Linked DNA regions of Mus musculus: regions 1, 2, 3 and 5 are each linked to region 4. A link is a loop called in an ENCODE intact Hi-C map of the cell type or tissue named here. Cell type or tissue: heart. All regions are shown on one strand.

What was found. Hi-C counts contacts between places; a loop is a spot of excess contacts. Peaks named below come from ENCODE experiments on the same cell type or tissue, not always from the same donor. Only the 100,000 strongest peaks of a DNase experiment are listed, where the experiment ranks them.
Region 1: it touches region 4 in a loop (9-fold over the local background); 3 of 42 quality-filtered maps call a loop at or near these places.
Region 2: it touches region 4 in a loop (2.4-fold over the local background); 3 of 42 quality-filtered maps call a loop at or near these places.
Region 3: a loop joins it to region 4, with 2.7 times the contacts of the local background. A loop is called at or near these places in 3 of 42 quality-filtered maps.
Region 5: it touches region 4 in a loop (2.4-fold over the local background); 3 of 42 quality-filtered maps call a loop at or near these places.

Annotation. Positions count from the first base shown.
Region 1 is chr16:91,021,576-91,026,575 of GRCm38, forward strand. It overlaps Paxbp1 (PAX3 and PAX7 binding protein 1), which reads right to left. Exons shown (of 18, transcript NM_026110.2): 11 at 3,921-4,120; 12 at 3,572-3,716; 13 at 1,763-1,884; 14 at 1,094-1,170; 15 at 476-542. Among named protein-coding and RNA genes, the nearest start is that of Synj1, 13 kb to the left of the region's middle. In heart, a CTCF peak has its summit at 1,998 (motif pointing right); no DNase peak of the experiment used is centred here.
Region 2 is chr16:91,438,866-91,443,865 of GRCm38, forward strand. No RefSeq gene overlaps it. Among named protein-coding and RNA genes, the nearest start is that of A930006K02Rik, 24 kb to the right of the region's middle. In heart, a CTCF peak has its summit at 2,814 (motif pointing left); a DNase peak (open chromatin) is centred at 2,766; H3K27ac peaks cover 2,891 bases.
Region 3 is chr16:90,321,161-90,326,160 of GRCm38, forward strand. No RefSeq gene overlaps it. Among named protein-coding and RNA genes, the nearest start is that of Scaf4, 39 kb to the left of the region's middle. In heart, a CTCF peak has its summit at 1,939 (motif pointing right); a DNase peak (open chromatin) is centred at 2,041; H3K4me3 peaks cover 254 bases.
Region 4 is chr16:91,071,165-91,076,164 of GRCm38, forward strand. It overlaps a transcript of 4932438H23Rik not described here. Among named protein-coding and RNA genes, the nearest start is that of 4932438H23Rik, 4.5 kb to the left of the region's middle. In heart, a CTCF peak has its summit at 2,556 (motif pointing left); a DNase peak (open chromatin) is centred at 2,547; H3K4me3 peaks cover 440 bases; H3K27ac peaks cover 248 bases; H3K27me3 peaks cover 1,066 bases.
Region 5 is chr16:91,430,593-91,435,592 of GRCm38, forward strand. No RefSeq gene overlaps it. Among named protein-coding and RNA genes, the nearest start is that of Il10rb, 27 kb to the left of the region's middle. In heart, no CTCF peak of the experiment used is centred here; a DNase peak (open chromatin) is centred at 3,109; H3K27ac peaks cover 1,177 bases.

The DNA of each region.
Region 1 (5,000 bases), 50 kb before region 4:
CACACCCGCTCTCCTTTACCTGGAGTCTACTTAAGTCCCTTGCATCACACTCCAGGATCACCTCCAGGGAGGGAGAGGATCCCCAATGGCTCCCTGGGGCCCTTTCTCATCAGTGGGCTGTCTACCTACAAACTGTGCTGTGCTGTAAACCTCCTAGAAGGCTTCTGTCCCAGCCATGCTGCCCCGACTCGGGAGAAGAGAGTGCTCTAGTTGCTCAATGCGCTACGTTCTGTTTTCACTAAGCTGTGGTCTATAGTTGAACAGTTTGTGAGACTGCATAGGCCTTACTTTCAAAATTCCCTGTGAAAATATCAAACTGAAATAAACATTTGAAATAATACTTGGTTGTAAAATGAAAGTGTGTGTATGTCTCAGAGATATAAACCTGAGTTAATAAAAGACAAAAATTGTCTCAAAATATAGTACATGAAGTCCAAAAAAATTACATATTTTTAGATAGTCTCTGATTACATACCTTAACAGACGACCAAAACTGTCGTTGAAAAAATAAGTAAGGCCCAGAATTTTTATTTTCTAAGACACTGAAAGAGAAACGAAGCACAATCAAATGTTTGTAAGTAAATAAATGCCAAATGCCGCTTCATCCCGATCAGTAAGATAAATGCTGCTTCATTCTGATCAGTAAGAACGTCCTCAAGTAACGGGGTCAGGAAAACGACCCAGCAGTGTGCAGCAGCAGTGAGGCTCTGGCACGAGGGCCAGCTTAGCATTCACCTCAGAAGAGAGGGAGAGAGGGAGGGAGATGGAGAGAGAGAGGGGAGGGGAGAGGGATAGGAGGAAAGAAGACAGAGAGAAGGAAAGAGGGAGCTGCAAAAAGAGGGAAGAGAGAGGAAGGGAGCGAGTCTGAAGGCCTGTGAAGTCAAATATACTGAAGGAAACAAACAACAACTCAATTTTAAACTATTTTAAGAACATTATTTGCTATATTCTGTTCAAAACAATTCCTCCACCTCTCTGGGTAATTTTATACTACTCAGGCACAGTTTATACGTCAAGCCACCTTTATTTTTCTAATCTAGACCCTGAAAGCAAATATAGAATGTTGCATCTCATGTTCGTATGGCTTACTTACTTTTTGGGATATAGGGGCATAAATACATCATCATCTAAAGTTCTTCTCATCCTCAGTAAAAGAGCTTTAAGGTATACCTACGGAGTGAGAAGAAGTACATTTGAATTTGTTAAAAAAATTTAATACAATTCTACCAGATAATCTTTCAACAATTAGTAATCAATACAGTCATTTACCAATTTTAATATTCCAAATCTACTATATGAAAATTTAAAATCAACATACTTTATTTCAACATAAGGTTACCTGAGACCCAACAATGATAAAGCCTTTCCCGATCGGCTCAGTGAAAGCAGTGATTTTACGGTTGGCATTAACTGTAAGTGTATCTGGTTATTTTAAAATATGCTATTTAAGTCCCAATTATCAATTATGAACTAATCTACTGGTTTTACTTTCTATTCTCCCCCAAAGTTTTTACTGGAATGTTTGATTGGGAGAACCAGAAGTGGGCTGTGCTACTGAGTAGACTAATGGCATCTTTCTTCCATGGAAATTTGTACAACTGAAAACTAACAGCTAACTGTACATACTTCAGGTTTTACAGCCAGATTACCTAACTAGGAGAATCAGCAGCCTGGCTGACTCAGGATAACCACCCATTCTCTTAAACTCTGGCTCATTTTCAAAAGAAGAAAACAACCTTGCCAAGCATGGGACCTGAAGTACCTGCGTGTTTTTATTGTCTGCATTGACTACTGAGGGGTAGCCATTTATTAATTTCATTGTGATTCCAACCATCCTTGAAGTCTGTGTTGTAGAAAAGGGATCCCACATGGTTTCAGCTATCACTATTAAGAAACAAAAGACAAGATGTTAAAATGTAGAAAAATGACAGCTTTTTTTTTTAATGATTTATTTATTATGCATACAGCATTCTGGCTGAAAGTACACCTGCAGGCCAGCAGAGGGCACCAGATCCCATTACAGATGGTTGTGAGCCACCATGTGGTTGCTGGGAATTGAACTCCGGACCTCACTGATTAATGGATGTTACCCCAGAAGCTCAGAATCCTTCTTAGAAGGGGAACAAAACACCCATGGGAGGAGTTACAGAGACAAAGTTTGGAGCAGAGACTGAAGGAACTACTATATAAAGACTGCCCCACCTGGGGATCCATCCCATAAACCACCACAAACCCACCAAACCCAGACAGATGGCAGATGCCAACAAGAGCTTGCTGACCGGAGCCTATATAGCTGTCTCTTGAGAGGCTCTGCCAGTGCTGAACAAATACAGAAGTGGATGCTCACAGAGCACAAGGTCCCCAATGAAGGAGCTAGAGAAAGGGCCTAAGGAGCTGAAGGGGTTTGAAGCGCCCTAGGAGGAACAACAATATGAACTAACTAGTACCCCCAGAGCTCCTTGGAACTAAACCACCAATCAAAGAAAACACATGGTGGGACTTGTGGCTCTAGCTGCATATGTAGCAGAGGATGGCCTAGTCAGTCATCAATGGGAGGAGAGGCCCTAGGTCCTGTGAAGGTTCTATGCCCCAGTATAGGGGAATGCCAGGGCCAGGAAGCAGAAGTGGGTGGGTTGGGGAGCAGAGGGAGGTGGGAGGGGATAGGGGATTTTCGAAGGGGAAACTAGGAAAGGGGATAACATTTGAAATGTAAAGAAAGTAATAAAAAAAGAAAAGAAAAATCAATACAACAACAACATAAAACTAAGTCTTAAAATAAAACATCTTTACTAGGTTAAAAAAAAAGGAAATGAACTCAGGTCCTCTGGAAGGAAGAGCAGCTAGTGCTCTTAACCTCTGAGCCATCTCCACAGCTTACTTTTAATGCCAGATAGTTAGTTCTTTACTCATAAATACCAGTATTTATTTTGTGCTTTATAATACAAACTTCAGAATTTGTTCATTTAAAAAAGGCCAGGGTTTAGTGAAGCCCTAGCGGCCTTCGGTCAGTATCAATGCTGGAGCCGTGGCACATCCACCAGCTGCTGGCCTTACAGAAGGGCAGCACTGTGTCTGATCATCCTTTGTCCTATGAATTAAGGATTCTGAGGGAGAAATGTGGAGAGGCGCATGTTACTCAGAGAAAAGAGAGGGGGAGAAGGCTCCTCCATCCCAGATCTTATTTACACAACCAAAATTTCTATTTAAATTTCACTTTTACTTTTTTTTTCAGTTTAAAATAGGTTCCTGTATCAGTAAATGCTAATCTTTCAAGATAATTGTCAAAAGAGATGTGTATGACTCCCTCATAATATTCGGTTTGGCATCAAGCAATCTTGAATCTCTGAAAGAAACCTATTGATCAATTACTGCTCCAAGTATAGGTCCCTGTAAAGTGGCCTTCAAGCCTCAAGCTAATCCTTTTCTATCCTCTAACATCCTTGGACCAGGTGACACCTGACACCTAACATTGGTTATGTAACGTCTGTGATAAAATGGTCACTGGTCTAGGAACACTAGGCACATCTGAAAGCCCACGTGCTGAGCCCCGCCCCCGCCCCGCCCCGGCTACCTGTCAGCTTGGGGAGAATGACCTTCTCCACAATGGTGGGCAGCAGAGCAACGTCAGCCTCATCCTTCTCCTGCTCTCGGTCTTCACAGCCATAGAACAGCAGAGATTCAAACCACAGCATGGTTTCAAAGTCACGGCATTTTGCCTAAAACATATTACAAACATTACTCAAACACTTACAACTTTTGGAGGAGAGATTTTAAAAAACCTTATTTAAAACAGATTAGTATCAGATACAGTTTATCTTAATTGATTATCAACTATGCTGTATCTCCCTTTGTAGCTTTACGGCAAAAAGTACCCAACACCTGAGCTACACTGCTTTTGAACATTGCTAAGAACCACCCACCTCAAGAGGAGTCCAGGTGAGAAGCTGAAGTCTGATTAGGGGGTTGAACAGTTTGGGCAGACAAAGACCAATATAAGCATCCTTATAGGACATGTAGTATTTTGAACGCCATGCTTCAAACTGTGCTTTAATGCAGTCAATTGAATAGAAACTCTCAAGGACATCTTCAAAAACTTTGCTAGACTCTTTCAAAATTCGATCTAGAAAAGAATTTACAAACAAACAAAGTTTAGAGCAGCAGACCCGCAGCAGCAGGACACTACCGTGCTCACAGGACACAGCAGTAGACTCTTGTCACGGGTGGAATGGCTCAGCAGAGAATGGTGCTCGAGCCCACGCCCACTGCTTGAGAACCCTCTTCAGAACCCACATGCAAACAGGAGAACTGGACCCAAGTCTTATGGGTGAAGTGTCGTCATGATGTCTAGAGTGAAATAGACGCACACACAAAGACAAGGAAAGGCAGGAAAGTATCTGCATCTTCAATCTGGACCAATGCTGGACAGCATCACTCTTTCAAATTTCCCCATGTCCAAGATGTTCAATATAACAATGTTGGAAGTCAGGTGTGGCAGGACACATCTGTGATCCCAGTACTTAGGAAGCAGAGGCAAGAAGACCAGGAGCTTGAGTAGGTAACAAGTTGAAAGTCAGCTTGGGCACAAAATGAGCAGAATCTAGCCTGGGCTGTGAATCCCTGTTTCAAAAATCCAAAGTCAGAGAAACTGGGCCTGGCAACACAGGAAAGCTGAGACAGGAGTCACAAGTTAAAGGCCAGTCTGGGTAATTCAGACAACTTGTCTTAAAATTTATTTTTAAAAGGCTGAGACTATATAGCTCAGTAGAACTTAAATTTAATTCCTAGCACACCTCAATGGGGTGGAGTGGGGGATGAAGGAAGTAACATAATCCCAAATGAGCACAGTCAGTGGGAGGACGTGAGCTACTTAGGGAGCATTCACAAAGGCCCAGCATAGACTTGTGCCAACTACTACTCCCGGCTGAATTACTCTCCAGGAGGCCCTCTCCAGGCTGAGAGCTAGCTTACTTCAGCCTTAACTTTCAGACCAGACAGCTTCA
Region 2 (5,000 bases), 370 kb after region 4:
AGAAAGCAGACAGCAGACACAGCAGACAGAATCCAGCAGACAGCAGCGGGAAGAGCAGCAGCAGCACCCACACCCCTCTCAGGATCAGGACCCTTGCATTTATATACTCTCTCAATAGTCCCCATAATTCCAAATGTCATATACTTGCAAAAAACTATTTGCAACTGGCAAAATGACCCTGCCAGAGCACGAGGTAAATCATAGTCTGCTGCTGTGAACATCCGGAAGCAACCCCACATCCCATACCTGGGACAAAAACATATTTCCATCACATTTCTTTGTTTTTAAAGAAACCAAAATTCTCACTACAGAGCACCAGGCTGTCAACCCAGGGAAGATGTTGTCTCCTTTCAAGTTCAAAGGCAGTTTGGGGTAGGAAGACCTCAGTTTGTTTGTTTGTCTGTGTGTTTGTTTGTCTGTTGTTTTCTTCTCATACCACCTCCAATGGATCAGTGGAGGCCCACCACATTCCAGAGAGCAAACTACTGCTCTGCGCCATCTCTCCTGATGTGACGCTCACCTAAAAAATATTTCACAGTATAAGAGACTAGCATTTCATAAACTGTATCTTTGCAGAAATACAGTTATCCTAAAATCATATCTTAAGAATGTTGTCTAACTAAATAGCTTTAGAGTAGAATATTTAGGATATTCTAGGCAAAAGTGTGTTGTCTGTATGCAGAGCATCTTGCTATTAAGACTAATGATTTTCCAGAGCAGGGAGGAGAACAGAAAGACAGTTGCAATGCGAGACAAGGAAGGAGAGAGGAGCTCTGTCATGAGGCTAGCCAGAGTCGGAGAAGAGCAGACAAACTATCCAGCAAAGGCAAAGTGCCAGTGTCTAAATGGCCAATAGATACAAGTTAGAAATCTCAAACCCCAATCTGTTCAAGATGCAAAAATGGAGAGATCACGTGAGAGTGAACCTGCTGGATATGGAGAACAGAGATGGCAGACTTTCTTGAAGGGAAACACAACCTTACAGAGAGGCCTGGAGGGGTGGAATTCCTCCTGAATGCATTCAAACCCAGTCCACCTGGCCTTGTTTACGCTACTGCGTGTTTTTTTTTTTTTTCAGGAAAATTACTGCAAAAATGCCAGGAAAAGAAATACAATGAAGACTCAGACAAACAAAAGCGAGAGGCTTTGATTTCAAAGGACCTTTATTAAAGATCTTTGGCATTATTTTAGGAAGAAGGAAACTGACCTCAGAGGGAAGGGGTGCTATTTTCGAATACAGGAAAAGCCTGGGAAGTACACTGGCCAATCAAAACAAATATTGGTTCATTATATCAAACAGCAACAGTTCAAACAAGCCCTCTATAGTATAGCATTGGAGCAGGGTCCTCTTGATTCCCATGATCAAGAATATGAATATGAAACTGTTTGCAAGCCACTAAGAGAACAAATTTTACATTATAGCAACATTAAATCTTATCTATAGAATAATACCTATGTTAATTAAGTTAGTCATCTCATAATGCATACACATTTTAAATGTTTATGTTTTACACAACAAATAGAGACAGCTTTGCAACTAAAGATAAAATCCAGGCATGGTGGACCATACTTTACCCCACCCAAGAGACAGTTGGAAAACTGATAGGAGCTAAGGTCAACCTGAGCTACATAGTGGACTTGAGGCCAGCCTGGGCTACATGACACCCATCTAAAAAATACAGTTTGGTTTTTTTTTTTTTAACTTTGAACAACTGTAGTTATTTAAAGTAACTAAAATGAAAGAAAAGAACTTTTTGCTTAATTATATCATTTCATTTTTCTTTCATTTTTGAGAATATAATATAATCACAACATTTTGCCCTTCCCTTTCATCTCTCTGGACCTCCCTGTATTCCTCATCTTGCACTCCTTCAAGTTCATGGTCTCTCCTTTTTAAAAATGTTGTTACATGTGTATATGTATATGTGTCTGTGTATACATGTGTGTGTGTGTGTGTGTGTATTCCTAAATGTGACCTGCTCAGTCTATATGATTGCATTTGTATGTACATTTTCGGGGCTGGCCCCTTGGTCCTGGATAACAAATTGCTGCGCACTTTCCCGGGGAGGACTCCCACTGTCAACATCCCTTCGCTGTCTGAAGCTCTTTGTCTGGGGTTAAGGCCTCATTAGCCTCAGAAGGGGAAAATTTTAAATCCAAGGATCTCTGCCTTCTTGTTGCTTGGGAGGAAAAGAGTAATTACACGTGACCTCTCTGAAACACACAGGAGTTGACTATGTTCAAATTTCTAGAGCACTCTCATTACCAGAGAAGTGTTTCTCCATGGGAGTTGGTTTTGTCCCCCAGGGGACGTGAGGAAATACCTGGAAACACAGTTGACTGTCTCAGCTGGCTAGGTTATCACTGGTACCTAGTAAAGAAAGCTGGCCAAGCTTAGAACCCAAAGTTATGCAAGCAGTCCCCCACACTCACAAGTTACCAGGTCTAAGATGGCCACAGTGGACAGGTTAAACCCCTGCTGGAAAGGTGAAAGTGAACTAAAAAGAACTATTCAGAGACAAGACCACTCCTACAAGAGAGAAAAAGACTTTTTTTCTTTAAAAGGTGGGGCAAAAGAAAAACACAAATAACGTAAATAAATCCCAAAGCAAAAAGACTACGTGAGCCAACAAGCGTTCGAATGGTCATGTTTGCTTGTTTAATCAAATCAAAGAGTGACTTCTGGGGCTAGAGAGGTGGTTTATCAGTCAAGAGCACCCGTGGCTCTGGAAGCGGACTTGGGCTCACTTCCCAGCAATCACGTGGCAGCTTACAACTGCCTGTAACTCCAGCTCCAGGGAGCTGAGGCCCTCTTCTGACCTCTTTGGCCACAAGGCATGCATGTGGTGCACACTCAGCATACATTCAAGCAAATGTTTATAAAATAAGAACAAATAGACCCTTTAAAAGTTTGCTCAGGCCTTGCAAACTGGTGCTGGTATTTGGTCTCAGCAATCTCTATTTTTCTCATGAATAACATTTTCTGTCCAGGCTTACAGAAAGGGTGGTGTTCGTTAGGTGTCACATTCTTGGTGCCAAGGTAGGGGACACTGCCTATGCAGCTCCCAACCATCTGAGAAGCTGTCTGCATTTGCTGATAGGGCATCGTGAGCGCCTCCCCTGTGGAGCCTGCAGGGGCCTCACAGGGAGAGATCCAGGAGTTCAAAGATGAGTTCTAAGGTCTGGGGAATTAAGATAACAGTTGTCTTCCTCGTAGATGTGCTTGGAACCTTGTTTTCTTTCTCTTGCCTCTTAAGGTAGCATAGTCTCACCACGTAACACAGGTTGGCTTGAAGTCATGGTTTTCCTGCCTGAGACTTCTAAGAGCTAGATAAAAAGGCATGCATCGCCGGGCATGGTGGTGCACACCTTTAATTCCAGCACTCGGGAGGCAGAGGCAGGCAGATTTCTGAGTTCGAGGCCAGCCTGGTCTACAAAGTGAGTTCCAAGACAGCCAGGACTATACAGAGAAACCCTGTCTCGGAAAAAAAAAAAAAAAAAAAGAGGCATGCACCATCACATCCTGACTGAACATGTTTTTTTTTTTTTTTTTAAATGTGATATTGATGAAAAAGCACTACCTATTAAAAGCTCGTTATTTGCCAGGTCCTCTATTCTTCTACAGGGATCTCCCACATAGAATAACAAGCAGCCACAGAGCCCTTGGAGCCGCATGGTGTGGGTGGCTGTGCTGAGGCTCTGGCTGTGCTGATAGGATGTGGGCAAAGCTGCTAACTTCACAGCCAGGGAGTGGAGGCAGGAAGAACCCCCAAAGGCAAGGCAAAAGAATTTCTGAGTATTCAAGGTGTTAGGGTCACGGTCAACACCAGCAGGGTGTCCTCTGGGACACCAAGATGTCCTGGCAGAATGTGTCCTCCTGTTTACAGAAGGCCCAAGACACAAACTCTCTCCCTCTCCTCCCCATCCCTGGCCTCCTTTGCTGGCTCTAGCCTGCAACCCCGGGTTGCCTGGGTTGCCCACAGGTTCACTGTGCTTCTTCACAGGGCCCCCTGCTCCAGTGGCTGGATTAACTTCAAAGCACCCCATTTTTCTGTCACTATGGATGTCAGCCTTGCAGCCATGGGGGTGGAGGGGGATGGAAATGCCCTAGTCAGTTTTCCATGCACAGTTCCCCCAACAAGCCACAAATAAAACCATTGGCAGCATAGGCAGAGTTTTAGGGGACAGTGACGCTGGCACTCTCCGTCCCAGGAACGTGCCTGTCCCCTTTGATACTGGCTTTAAGATAAACCAGGTGCAATCTCATTTGGATGAAGTCTGTCTTAGCCACTTTTACTTAATGCTGCCCCCATTGCAACTCAAAATTGAGAATCCACTGATCCTGCTGGCACCCAGGACCACGCTCTTGTCAGCAAACCTCACCCCACCACATACACACCCCAAAATAAATTGCAGCGGAAACAACCCTAGCTAGCTGGCTCCTTCGTTCATTCCACAGCTCCTCGGGCTAAACCCAGTAGGCTTGGACAAGTGTTTTCTGGGAAATGGTTACTTCTGTTTTTAATTCTCAGCTAGCTGGATTCACTCGGTACTCAGACCTGTTCAGGAAATCAGAAGTTAACTCCGTTTCTTTTTAGAGGCCTTTGATCACCTTGGAGCCGTGTCTTTCTGCCCCACCAGTGCTACTGGGGAGCAGCTCTCTATGTCGCTGCTACTCCTCCCTGTGTGGTAGCACCTGGCATGACTCATTCTACAGAGTTAGTACTCAGAATGAGGACTGAATTAATGTATCTTTTTAAAATTGTAACCGAAGTTTTCTTGGCACAACAAGTGAACATGTGGAGTAGAGTCTTTGATACATGCAGATAAAACAAAAAAACACACAAAAAAACAAACAAAACAAAACAAGACACACACACAAAAAAAACTATAGTTAGCCAAAGCACACATGCAAGAGAAAAACAAAACTAGTAAAAACTGTGAGACCCCGACTTAGAGCGTTTCTCCCTGGAAGGTACAGCCCCTGGATGTTCCCCAAG
Region 3 (5,000 bases), 750 kb before region 4:
TGCTGGGAACAGGCACCATGACCGAGGCAACTCTTATAAGGACAACATTTAACTGGGGCTGGCTTACAGGTTCAGAGGTTTAGTCCATTATCATCAAGGCAGGAAGCATGGCAGCATCCAGGCAGACGTGAGGCTGAAGAAGTTGCTGAGGGTTCTGAGAGTTCTAAGTCTTGTTTCAAAGGGAACCGGGAGAAGACTGGCCTCCAGGCAGCTCTAGGAAGGAGCTCTCTCAAAGCCCACCGCCACAGTGATACACGTCCTCCAACAAGGCCATACCTCCTAATAGTGCCACTTCCTGGGCCAAGCGCATGCAAACCATCACACATGGGTAAATGTAGTAATGCTCATTACCCACTTCACATAAAATAATGAAATGGGGGCTGGAGAGATGGCTCAGCGGTTAAGACTGCTCTTCCAGAGGTCCTGAGTTCAATTCCCAGCAACCACATGGTGGCTCACAACCATCCATAATGAGATCTGATGTTCTCTTCTGGTGTGTCTGAAGATAGCTACAGTGTGCTCATATACATAATATATATATATACATACACACACACACACACACATATATATATATATTTTTGTTGTTGTTGTTTTTTCAAGACAGGGTTTCTCTGTGTAGCCCTGGCTGTCCTGGAACTCACTCTGTAAACCAGGCTGGTCTCGAACTCAGAAATCTTCCTGCCTCTGCCTCCCAAGTGCTGGGATTAAAGGTGTGTACCACCACTGCCTGGCATAATTTTTTTAAAAGAACAATGAAATGGGGCTGAAGTGGTGGCTCAGTGGGTAAAGGCCCTGCTGCCAAGCCTAATAGCAGTAGGTCAGTTTCCAGAATTCATGTAGTGAGAAGAGAGAACTCACTCTCTAACCTCTGACCTCTACATGCATGGCCTGGCATGTGCAAAAGTGCATTCATGCACACACACACACACACACACACACAAACACACACACATTTAAATAAATGAATAGAATAAAAACAGCGAAATAAACAGAGAAGAAAACTTGTTAAGATATCAGCCTATATGTTTCAGTGAGAGGAATTAATAGTGTTTTGTTTTTTTTTCACATCTGGCTAAGAGCCTTACGTTGTCAGATGCATCCTCCCTCCCCGTTGCTACGTTCCCTTTGAAATCAGCCAGCCCCTCATCTGGACTGGACTCTGCAGGAGCAGAACTGGCTGGAGCAATACAGTCTTCACCCCAGGTAGTTTTCACATCTTGATGGTCAATACTGTCCCTCCTGTTAGACCTTTATCATAAACATGGCAGTTTTAGAAGATGGCCCATGAATCTGTGATGTTCTTCCACCTGTTGACAGGCTCCAGTTGGGGCAGCAGCCCTCCCACTTCTTTTTTTTTTTTTTTTTTAAAGATTTATTTATTGATTATATGTAAGTACACTGTAGCTGTCTTCAGACACTCCAGAAGAGGGAGTCAGATTTCGTTAGGGATGGTTATGAGCCACCATGTGGTTGCTGGGATTTGAACTCTGGACCTTCGGAAGAGTAGTCGGGTGCTCTTACCCACTGAGCCATCTCACCAGCCCCTCCCACTTCTTGATAGACAAGCAAGACCAAAACCAACTTTCGACATTGCATTGTTGTGTATTTGTGTCTGCTCGCTTGCTCGCTCTCTCTCTCTCTCTCTCTCTCTCTCTCTCTCTCTCTCTCTCTCTCTCTCTCTCTTGTGTGTGTGTGTTATGTGTGCCTGTTTGCCCAACTAGTTCTGAGGGACACTGTACAGTGTAGGTCACAGAATCACACACACAGAATCCCATTGACTTATTTTTCTTCTGAAATGTGTGTTGCTTAGCAACACTGTGTGTGGCAGTGGTAATGTTACTCTAACAACAGTAGGTGTGAATGCTAGTTCAAATCCAGAGCAAGTCTGCCTTGTAAAGGAAAGGGCTGGTGGATGAAAGCCCATCCACCACCAGGGGGCAGGCTGGTCCCTTCGAGAAGGCACTAGCAAGGGCTGAAAGCTATCGATGTTGGATCCCGTGCCTGAGATAGGAAGTTAATCAGATCATCTGGGAAGAAGGAAGCCTGCAGCTTTGACTATACTCACGGATTCCATTCCTGATTTCCAGTCAGTCCTGTGCATGAGCCCACCAAAGAGTCACTCATTGGCTGGGAGAGAGTTGACTGGCAGCTACAGGGTTGATCTCCACCGTGCCTCACCTTTACCACCACGGAGTGAAGGTCTTTGTGGACTATACATTTGAGACACGTGTCTAGATGCCCATCCTGTGACTCCTTAAATCTCCCTGATGCTGATTTTCTAGTCTCTTTCCTCCGGGCTCCTGATTGGCCAACTTAATATTAACCACTGTTAAAGAATCAATAATGTATGGGCTGGAGAGATGGCTCATCAGTTAAGAGCACTGTCTGCTCTTCGAGTTTAATTCCCAGCAACCACATGGTGGCTTACAACCGTCTGTAACGGGATCTGACGCCCCCTTCTGGTGTGTCTGAAGACAGCTACAGTGTGCTCATATACATAAAATAAATAAATAAATCTTTTAACAAAATAATTAGTAATATGTAATGTCAAGCTTCCTCATCCAGCAAAAACTGGGCAATAAAATATCATACACAGAACTGTGCATGGTGGTGCATGCCTTTAATCCCAGCACTTTGGAGGCAGAGGCAGGCAGATTTCTGAGTTTGAGGCCAGCCTGGTCTACAGAGTGAGTTTCAGGACAGCCAGGGCTACACAGAGAAACCCTCTGTCTTGAAAAACCAAAAAAAGAAAAAAGAAAAATACACAAAGACCAACTTTGTAGCTCTCAACCTGTGGGCCATGACTGACTTGGGGGCTGCATATCAGATATTTGCTTACTTATTTTATGTATATGAGTACACTGTAGCTGTCTTCAGACACACCAGATCTTATTACAGATGGTTGTGAGCCACCATGTGGTTGCTGGGATTTGAACTCAGGACGTCTGGAAGAGCAGTCAATGCTCTTAACCACTGAGCCATCTCTCCAGCCCCTCAGATATTTATATTACTCTTTATAGCAATAGCAGAATTACAGTTATGAGACAGTAACAAAATAATCTTATGGTTGGGTCAGCATAACATGAGGAGCTGTGTTGAAGGATACCAGCATCAGGAAGGTTGAGAGACACCGCCATAGGATATAGGATGGTTTTCCTTGCCTACTGTTTTAGTGGCCATTCAGGAGTGTTGGTGTAGGGTTACGAGTCTAGTGAGGTTGATACACGCACACCAAGAAGATCCCCCTCAAGCTAACCTTGACTTCCTCCTTCTTGGTTGAGCTGGCATAGGGAACTCTGGGTGAGCATGGACGTGGAAACGGAGGGGTGGGGCGGGAGAAAGTAGAGGAGAGCCTCGTGTTCACAAACGGTTTGTTTTCACCATTGGCGTGAGCACCCACACACATCATTTTTTATTTGCCCAGTTCTTAATTGTCCTCCAAACTGCTGTGATCTGCAGGTGCAAAGGTTAATAACTTGCGATAGATCAGGATGCATTCTTCCATGGCGGAAGCGAACTAAACCTGCCGTAGTAGTCATTGCTTGCTTCTGTCAGATCCTAAGTCTTGGTGAAACGAGGGTGGAAACATCAGTTGATCGATCAGCATCAATGTCACCTGTGGAGTCTACTCCTGGGTGGGTGTTACAAAGGGCCAACTCTTGTTGAGTTCTTGTCATAAATAGATGTTGTTTTGCTGTCTGTATAGAAATCATGAACAGAAAGGGACAGGTCCCTTTGCATTGATGACCCTGAGTCCCAGCGAGTCACAAGCTGGCCTTGCAAATCCAGAGGCCTAGAGCTGTTAAGTTTTGAGGACTGGAGACTGAAGGCTCTGAGCTTTCTAAGCAGGAGGCTCACTCTACTAGGGGCTAGGGGCAGAGGCTTAGTACTCTAGGCTTAGAGTGCTAATGCCCAGTGGTTCTCTAGAGTTGTAGCTCCTGAATGCTGAGTGTTGAGTCCCTTAGGTCTTTTTTTTATTTTTATTTTTATTATATGTAAGTACACTGTAGTTGTCTTCAGACACTCCAGAAGAGGGTGCCAGATCTCACTACAGATGGTTGTGAACCACCATGTGGTTGCTGGGAATTGAACTCAGGACCTTCAGAAGAGCAGTCAGTGCTCTTAACCGCTGAGCCATCTCTCCAGTTTTAAGTCCCTTAGGTCTTTATAGCCTCCAGCAGTGCTGTTGATCTCTTGCAGTGGCTGGTCTTGCAGTCTTTATACACACACTCTCCACTTTCTGATCTTACAGCTTTTCGTCCTCTGGAGTCTCTGCCACTGTTCTTTCTATGCCGCCTTCCTTCCCTGATGATCTGTCCCGAGTGCTCTCTGGAGCTCTTTAGTCTGCTTCTCGTGTGGTCCTGGACCAAATGCAAGGGAGGAAAGGGGAAGGCATCTCTTCCAGCTTCCATCCCTCTCCATTTCCTCGTAGTGCAGCTGCCTCTGGTCCTCTTCCTTGTCCTCGATGTTTCTTTGGCTCTTGCTGCCAGCCCCTCCCTGCCACAAGGGACTGTACCTCAAACTGTGAGCCAAAGCCAACCTTCCTTTCTTTAAGTTGCTTTTGTCTCAGCACTGGGATGGTAGAGGAGGAGGAAGATCATAAGTTTGAGACCAGCCTGGGTTCCATAGAGATTTCCAGGCCAGTCTACACTAGATAGCAATACCCTACATCAAAACAACATAAACAGCACAGAAAAATCAAAATCTGAAAACCAGCCATCCCCTTACAGCTGGACTTATTTGAAGGGAAAATAAACATTAAATGGTGTTTACAACAGAGACAAACAGTAACCTTAATACTCCATGAAGCAACTCTTTGACAATGTCATGTGCACGCTTGTGTGCACATGTGTGTAAATGTGTGTGTATTGTATATGCATATATGTAAATGTATAATATGTATGTGTGAGCTATATATCGTGTATTTATTTTGCTCTCTCCACTGAGTCCCTTCTTACCCACAAGTCACCCTCCTACCTTCATGACTTTATTTATTT
Region 4 (5,000 bases):
GGAGGCAAAGGGAAGGCCATGCATCTGGAGGAACAGGAACTGGGAAGACGCTCCAGGGCACCCCCCCCCCCCAGCAGTACTGAAGCAGTCAACCACCGGGGAGCAACTGGCCGGCCTGGGAAGCTGCTGTAAGCTGTGCAGAGCTTCGGCTCCAGCTTTCATACCCAATGTGCTGGGCCGGGCTTTTCTGTGATGCAGGTCCTTTCCTGCTACCCCTGTGCCTTAGAAGCATCCCTCACCTCCATTCCTGTCAGTAACCCCAATAAAAACTTACCTGTTCGCCATTTGGATACCAGGGTAATTGTTACTTTGTGGGTTACTGTTGTGGGTTCTCTTTCTGGAGTAAGTAGTCAGGTGAGAAGTATAACTTTCCATGAAGTCTGTCACACAAATCTCAGCAAAGAAAACACACACTATTTATACAAGCATAGTGGAGCATCAGCTCTTTAGACATATTTGAAAACTTTATGAAAACTTCATTTACTCCTCCTGACTCTCAGTATGGGAGCTATGGTGGTGGGATTCACAAGGCTGAGACCTCAGCTGGTGGAATGTTTCCCCAATCCCCCAATCCCCCAATGAGGGTGGCTCTTTCCTTCTATGTTAAGTTTTTTTTTTTTTTATTGACACCCTTCCTAGTCATGCCCAGAGGTGACTCCATTGTGATTCTAAATCCAGGTTGGCAAAGAAGAAAGATCACATTTCATATAGATTTTTCTTAAATGTTAAAATGTTTGTATTACCTCTCTCTCTCTCTCTCTCTCTCTCTCTCTCTCTCTCTCTCTCTGTGTGTGTGTGTGTGTGTGTGTATGTGTGTGTGTATGTGTGTGTGTGGTTCCCTCCTTTTACCATGTGGGACCTACGGATTGAACTCAGGATGGCAGGCACCTTTGCGCACCAAGTCTTCTTGCTGGCCCAACTTTCTTCTTTTGCGACAGGGAAAGACAGGGTCTCACTATGTAGCTCTGACTGAACTCACAGTGTTCTGTCTGCCCCCTGAGTACAGGAATTACCAGTGTGTGGGCCATGCTGAGCCAGACTTCACTTAGTTTGTAAACTCTGTTCAGTCTTTTGATCAACGTGACTTCAAAACCCACAGAATACATATGTAGCTTTTGGGAGGTCACCTAAGGATGCGTTTCTGAACACTCAGGAGGCTTAAACCTGACTCTATGGTCTTTACTTAACAAACCAAGTTCTGCTTCATGCTGACTTGTCCTAAAATTCTTTCCTGTATTGTGGTTAAGGTCACCTTCACCTGAGTAGAGGCCTTTAAATGGGTGTGTCTCCTGCAGTTCCTCACCACATGCTGTGAATGGCTTGGCTTTGCCACATACTCCCTACTAGGATAAACTGTTAAACCCAGGCCTCACTATGATACATTGTTTATCCCAGACCTCACTATGATACATTGCTTATCCCAGACCTCACTATGATACATTGCTTATCCCAGCCCTCACTATGATACATTGTTCATCTCAGACATCACTATGATACATTGCTTATCCCAGACCTCACTATGATACATTGTTCATCTCAGACCTCACTACGATACATTGTTCATCTCAGACCTCACTATGATACATTGTTCATCTCAGACCTCAAAGGTCAAGGGTTAAAAACCATGAACAGAAACCTCCAATCCTGAACAAAGAGCAAACTTTCCCTTGTACAAGTTGATTATCTCCCGCATTTGATAACACATTGCACCAGCTCAGGTAAAGAACACAAACCTGTGCCCCCTTTGCCAGCTGGCTATTAGCTTATGAACCCCCACTATGCAAAAGGCCCAGCTTGTAAACATTTGTCCAAGATGGAGGGGCTAGTAGGAGATCTGACAGACAAACTGCCAGGTCATTAGCCAGCCAATGTAACCGGATAGACAGATTAATCTATGGAAGGCCAGAAACTGGGGCAGGCCACTGAACTCAGTTCCCAAAAATTCATCAGATTGTATGTTTAGCTAAGTGTGGTATGTTCTTGGGGCATCAGCCTGCTGAGTGACGAGGCCCCTGGCCCAGGTGAGCAGCAAGGGCTGAGTTAATGATAAGATCAAGATGTATTTCGTACATGTGTGAAAATGTCATAATGAAACTCCATCTCCCAAGCGAGTAACTATGGCCTTGGTTGTGGGGACTGCACCTCTCCCTTAAAGCCCTCGGCCATTCCCAGTTATCTTTATTTCTCACCTACTGAAATATTCACATCCTGATACTTGCCAAACTACCTGGGCCGTGAATATCCACTCAAATTCTGCTTCAAACCTGTGTGTGTGTGTCTGTGTGTGTGCGCGCGCGCGCGCGCGAGAGAGAGAGAGAGAGAGAGAGAGAGAGAGAGAGAGAGAGAGAGAGAGAGAGAGAGAGTGAGAGAGAGAGAGAGAGAGAGAGAGAGAGAGAGCGAGCGTGAGAGCGAGCAAGAGAGAGAGAGAGAGAGAGAGAGAGCGCGCGAGAGCAAGAGCGCACACGCACTCACAGCCAGTCGCAGGCTAAGGCCCCAGCCCCAGAGAGACTGTGAATTTCTGACCAAGTCTGCCACCTACTGGCGATACTTGATTCTCACGGTCAGACCTAAACCCTGCTGTCCCAATGGCTTGGTGCCCATTCTTCCTTCCTTGTTGTTATGTGGTTGTCCACACACTTGTAGCCTATTGCTACTGGACATGCTCAAGTGTAAGTAGAAATGCTGAATCTTGGTGACAGGTGCTATCCATGAAACAGTAAAAGTTTTTGCCATTGGTATTTGGAATACTGATGTGGCACAACCAGACACAAGGCCCAGCTTCTTGTCTTGGTGAGAGCGGCAGCAGCATCTGGCATGCAGGAGTATGGCAGAAAAGACCAACTGCATAGCTCCCTCATCTTCTCTCTATTCTCACGGAAGTTCTCCTAAGAAACTGCCTTCAAGTCAGAAGTTTGGTTTTCTAATACAGGCAATGGCCACTGCCACTGGTTGCCTCCAAGGGCACCCATACATTCATATATACATATATGTACATGCACACACATACATATATAGAGATAAAAAGGTAACAGATATTTAAAACAAAAAGAATAGCTCTTCCCCTCCATGCTGGCTAAGCGTCACAGTGCCGGACTAAGAAATTGTCATTTAAGTTTTCTGCAGGTGTGAACACTGTAGGCAATGACATTGGCCAGCCAGTCAAGATGAACCTGTTGGTACAAGTGTCAAATCTGCCATGGGGCTGCTTGTTGCTGGGGAGGTCACAAGCCCTGGTGTGGAAGCCGCCAGCCACTGCTGTTTTGCTAAATGAACATGATGTGCCTGTCCAATCGCCCTTCAAATAACCGCCTTTATGCCAATAGGTTGCTACTGCTTTCAGCTCTACTCAGAGAAGCCTTGGCATCTGTCAGCTGTGACTGCGGAGCCGTACAACTGGTCACAGTACTGAGAGTAGATCACCATTTAATACCATTCCTTAATGGGCACCTGTGCTGCCCCATTCCACAGCTCAGGGAATGTGGGAGAGCAAGAGCTGGAATGAATGTCAGAGCTGCAGGGTGGGAGGGGAGTGGTGTGGGTGCCCACACACAGTCGTGACAGGGCTGTGGCACGCTTAAACTCACAGCAGCTGTGACCACTGCACTCCATCTCCTCGGGATCCAGATTGTCAGGACCCTGTCAAGAATGGGGCACTGGCTCACGGGGCCCTATCATGAGGATTTAGACACAGGTAACAGGTGATGGGGGACAGAGAGACATTTTCTTCAGTGGTGTAGCCACTGGTGAAGTGGCCATTTCTTGTAAACAAATTATATCTATGTTCTTGTAAGCAGATTTTAAAATATTCATTGGGGAAGATACACACATGCAACACATACATACTCATATACACACATGCGCCCATATATACACACACATACTTACACACACATATATACATACACCCCCATACACACAAAACACATACACACATACATACTCATACACATACACACATGCACCCATATATACACACACCCATACATACACAACATATACACACATAAACATACACAACACATATACATATTTATACACACATCCCTACACACATACACACACATACATATACACACATTGCAAAGAAGGAGCATAGTTGGGAAGAGGAAGGAGATTGGGGTTAAAAGGAGGAGGGTAAAAGGAGGTAAGACAGAGCGAGATCAAAGCACATATATGTAATATATATGCATGCATGTATAACAATAAAATTATTATACTTTATATTATATATTATATTACATATATTAAATATATTATGTATGTGCATATATATTTTCAGAGACCATACCGTGAGAAAGCGAGCCCTTCACAATCTCCCACCCTTACAGGCCAAATGGCCTTGTGCTAGGAGCCGGTTGTCACTCCCTCCTCCCTGTTCCCTTCCTGGCACCTGAGGCTATAAAGCTGAATTATAGTCCCCTCTTCCTTATCTCTCCCTGAACTCTCATGACTTCCAAGGACATGAGTTACACGCTGAGCCCGGCCTGACACCCCAAGGCTGTTAAGGAGGATCTATGTTCCAGAGATAAGATGCAGAGTGCCCTCTGCCTGGAGCCTGACTTCGGCCCTCATGTCAGCAGATGCCCACTTCTTTGTTCTTTGTTAAATTTCCCCTCGACCCCTCCCTATTCCCCTCGATGTATGCTTTAAAACCAGGCATCTCAGCCTAATAAACGGAGACCTTGATAGGTACCATCTACTTGGTCTTCGGCTTTTCTTCCCCTTCCAATCCCATTTTCTTCCAGGTTTGCGGTCCCCCTTGCACCCACGAATAACTGTGTCCCGCAGGGCGGTATATATAAAACAGGGAGAGATCAAAATACATTATGTCATGTATAAAAGTATAATAATAAAAACCAAAAAAATAATAAAAACCATGACTGCCTATAATTAATATATAATAATAACAATTTAAGAAAATTTTTTGCCAAGAAAGAAAATAGCAAACCCTGGAGGACATTTCCTGCAAGTGTCATTGTTTTTATGACTTATCCAAGGTG
Region 5 (5,000 bases), 360 kb after region 4:
GCCCATATGTCCCAAGTGACTAACTGTTTATTGATCCAGTTTGTGGTATGAATCTGGGAGAACGGAGCCTAAAAAACGATACAGACTCAAGTCTCATTCGATAGCCAACTTTACTCAGAGCATCAGACAATTTATAGTCTGAGAGTTCATAAGAGCACCTGATCCAGGTGGTGGTGTCGCAAGCCTTTAATCCCAGCACTTAAGAGACTGAGGCAGGCAAATCTCTGTGAGTTCATGGCCATCCTGGTCTACAGAGCGAGTTCCAGGACAGCCAAGAGCCAAGGCTATATAGAGAAACCCTGTCTCGGTGAAGGGAAAGTCAGGGAAGGGAAAGAATGTTTTAAGTTGGTGTAAAGCTGGGGGCAGGGGGATCTGTTGAGCATTCCAAGGGATTTACCTAAAGGTTACAAGGATGCTATACCACACACAGAGGAGAGCAAAGATGGCTAAGGAGGGAGCAATGATAACCCAAGGTAATTTGTCTCTGGGCTTGCAACATCCCAACATTTGAACATCCCACATCATTTGAAGTCCTAATAAATCAGTCTTCATAGTCACGGCTTCAGGTTCATAATTCCCCACATTGGCCAAACATCACATTTTGTGCATATGGATGACAAGTATTATTTCATTAAATATGTAATGTTCCATGTGGCCGGGAAGGCTCATTCCAAGGATCTCACATGGATGAGCTGGAGTAAGCGAACAGCAGTTTTCAGGATAGCGTAATAGCTCGTCAATCTGACAGGGAAGAAACCATTGAGCCATTACCAAACTTCTTACCCATCATGAACCCAGGCTGACTGTTTCGTCCTCTGCGTACCCATTGACATTTACACGTGACATGTAATAGGAGGGTTGTATTTAGAATACAGAGAACCAAGAACAAGCCTGGCCTAATGAATTAAAGGTACCAAATGAAGGAAGCCGGCATCCCAGACAACCCACAATCCTCCAGCACACATCAGCTGATACTTTGAAAAGGTCTAGCAGGACCTACAATTTCTCACAGCCTTCCATGGGTCAGGCAGTACCATATTTCTGTTTAATGTGAGCATCTGGAAGTGGTCTCTGCATCCCAGAATCATTCAGGGGAGTTTAGTTATGTATACCTAGAAGAACAGAAACTGTGGGAACCAACGGCTTTGTAGGTAGGTATTCTTCAGGTAACAATTACAATGTGCAAACTAGTAAAGGTGTTCAGGCATTTGCAAATAACATAAGCTTCTGGCAGGTACAAGGAATCTTTCGTAGCAAACAGAAACAAGTTTTGCAGCATGACCTTGTCTAGACAGCTCTGAAAATCTTTCCTTTGGGCAGCTTCTGGAGAGAGTCTGAGTTCCCAGACAAGGGGCGGAGTCTTTAACAAGCAAGCAAACTCAGCTTACTAAGAAAGGCTTTGACTCCCTCTGCTCCTGCATAGCTGTAAAGTTAGGCACAGGTTTTTTATCAAGCTAGCATAACACACTGTGCTGCACAGAGACATGAGAATAAAATACTCCTGTGTATTAGCTACCTATCACTATAGCTTGTTAATTAGGTCTGCTCATCCAATCAAAGGCCTTGGCTGGGCTGTGTGGGTGGGATCTTTCTGTCCAATTGTCTGATGTGAAGTTCAGAAGTTAAGCCTCCTGTAGCTTTAAGCCTCTATGCATGAAGTGATGAATCAAGCCATACAATTCAGGATCGAGGATCCCAATAACAGACGGAGGAATAATTTGAGGAGATGCCCTGCCAAGGACACACACCAAGTGTTACAATTTTAGTAACTGCTGTGTTAAATGCACAGATTTCCCCATTTGGGCCCCACTGGGGATTCACCTGGGTTTTTTATGAAGCGGGTATGTATCTTCTGCCGGGATCAGCTAGGTAACAAAAGTAGTAATTAGATTGTGATTCTGCTATATAAAAATGTGCACATGTCCTGCAGAGTTTAGGGCTCTGGCCAACACAAGAGGATTGGCAGTCTGTTTGGTTGGAGGTGTAAGACTGACAGTTACAAGGGGGGATTAGAAGACCCAATATCTAGATGTATAACAAACAAGGCATAAGCAACAAGGGTAAGCAGATGACCCCTCCTGGCAAACCAGCGTGTGCCCAAGAGAATTCTCTGTGCCAAGCTTCTAATTCTGGAAGAGTGGTGGGCAGACCTACAAATAGCAACAAGGCCAATATTAGCATAATTCTCAGTGGATCCAGGGGACATGGTGACCCCCATTTTCAAGATTCCCCCGTTGAATTAACTCCTCAGACCAGCCCTTGGGTGTGGGGCCGAAGAACTCTTCAAGCTTATGCTTGCATGACCAGGTGCGTTGGGTGTGGCTAGGGCAAGGACTGTGAGCCATTCCATGCTGTCCCTGGGGAGTAACCCAGAGAGATTGTTTTGGGGGGACCTCTAGCAGTCCTGGTCTTACTTCTCTGGCTGTGTTGCCTAGTAGGTCCTGTGAAGTAAATCTACAGCCTTCAACAGCAGTAAAAGCTGTTAGGTCTTTAAGCAACTCAGGACAAAAGGCTAACTGTGATGCCTATTAGCATACCAAAGCATATGCCGGCCTCCAGACTTCCTCCAGGACAGGGACCAGTGGCTCCCCTCAGCTCTTCTCACCCTGCCCCTCTCTTAAAAGGAGAATGGAGTGGGAGGGGTCGTAGAAGGGAGAGAAAGTGTTAAAAAGTGATGTAATTCTATTTTAATTTTTTAAAAAAATGTTATTTTAAGGGGCTGGAGAGGTGGCTCAGTGGATGAACCGTGGCTGCTCTTAAAAAGGACAGGGGTTCAGTTCCCAGCATCCACATGTAGACTTACAACCATCTATAACTGCGGGTCCAGGGGATCTGTGGGCCTCTTCTGACCTCAGAGGGCACTAGGCACACACATAGTACACATACATACATGCAGGCAAAACATTCATATACATAAAACAAAACAGCTCAGCCCTGCAGGCTTCAGAGATAACAGAGAGACTCCAGTGAGATTGTCATCCTGAGAGTCTGCCTGAACCTCCTCAGGAAGCACTTTCCCTAAGTGCTGAGAGCAGACAACCTTCAGCTGCAACAGTCAGCGTTCATCTTAAGTGCCCCGGCACTTACATACACAAAGACACAAAGGAAGGGGGGTTTCCTGTGAGGAAGAGAACATTCAGAGGCTCTTCTACAGCCCCGTGCAGAAGCGTTGGCCATGCTGACTCATGGCAGGATCTTGAAACCAGCTTCTAATCTGGTCCTGCCCTCAAACTGTGAATGTTCAGGATGGGACAAGTCCTGAAGAACTCTTGTAGCCATCAGACGCCAACATGGAAGGGCATTACAGCCCTGGAGCTACACACTTGGGCGTCCACATACTGGACTTTTACCCACACATTTATTTCCAGGTTGTCCTATGTCCCTCCCATTCTCTAACCTCTTTGAGAGGTACTCCAATGCTGGTCTTCCAGAGAAGGTCCCCAATGGCCCTAATCCCTCTGATGGCTCCCATAAGAAAGCCTGTGATGGCCTTCGGCAGAAGGTCACAACCAGGACAGGATCTTCTAAAAGGTGTGGCCCACATTTAGGATGGGTCTCCCAACCTCAACTGATACAGATTTAGGGTGGATCACCCCTTAGCCATTCTAATCAAGAAAATGCCTCACAGGTGTCCCAGCTGCTTGGGTTTTAGTTGATTTCCGATGGAGTCAAGTTGATGATGAAGATCAGCCAAGTCACCTCCTTATCAACACACAGGAGGGAGAGAATGATGTCATGCCTTTAAACGCATTGTTGGAAGCACGGGCTGGGTGGATGACAGAAAGCAGAGAAGTGTTGCTGCAGGCCTCAAATGCTATCTGGTGGCCTTCTTAACCTTGCTTGGGATCTGTGGAAGCTAGGGCTCTGTTCATACTCTCCAAAGAGTTCAGTGGTTAGTCAGAAGGCTTTTAGGCTCACCTCCATCTCCCACCTCTTGATGGGCACATGCTGAAAACACGTAATCACCATCCAGCTTAATCCATTCTATCTCACTGTAACAAAAATGCTCAAAGCTGGGTACTTCCCAGGGGAATGAAGTTTACTTAGCTTGACATTCTGGTAGTTCAAAGTCATGACTCCTTCCTCTTGGCCCTGATAAGGCTAGCCAAAGGAATCAAATTGTCTGGCAGACAGGCAGAAGAGAGATTTGGAGAAGGTCCCAGCCTGAGTTAAAACAATTAGTGTAATCTCCTAAAGCTGGACCCATCTCCACAAAACATTAATCAATTTGTTAGCAGAGTAGAGCTCTGTCTTAGTTAGGGTTTTTCCGCTGTGAACAGACACCATGACCAAGGCAACTCTTATAAGGACAACATCTAATTAGGGCTAGCTTACAGGTTCAGAGGTTCAGTCCATCATCATCAAGGCGGGAGCATGGAAGCATCCAGGCAGGCATGGTGCAGGAGGAACTGAGAGTTCTACATCTTCATCTGAAGGCCGCTTATAGAATACTGGCTTCCATGCAGCTAGGATGAATGTCTTAAAGCCCATGCCCACAATGACACACCTACTCCAACAAGGCCATTCCAAATAGTGCCACTCCCTGGGCCAAGCATGTACAAACCATCACAAGTCCTAATGATCTAATTCACTTCCTTCTGATAGACTCCATTTCTCTAAGGTCCCCACTTTGTTGCCTTACTGGGGAGCAAACATCCAGCACAGCCAAGCCATAGCATCCTCCTGAGAATTCAGCTTTGGTGCCAACTCTTCCGTGAAGAATCTGCTCACTGCTCCAGTTCCATGGGGATAAGAGGATAGTGTTGTGATCATTTGGCCTCCAGGATTTCAGTGGTGCAAGCAGCAGAAATGCAGGCTTTAGTTTCTTACAACATGACAGCCCAGGTGACTCCCTGGGCGGCATGTAAAAAACACAAAGATGATGACATAATGTTTAAAGGAGATCACATGTGTATTTGTGTGAACCCAGGTTTCCTTGTGTGGGTGTGAGGGGATGCATGTGTGGGGGTGTGTACATGTGTATGAAGGACAAACATTAA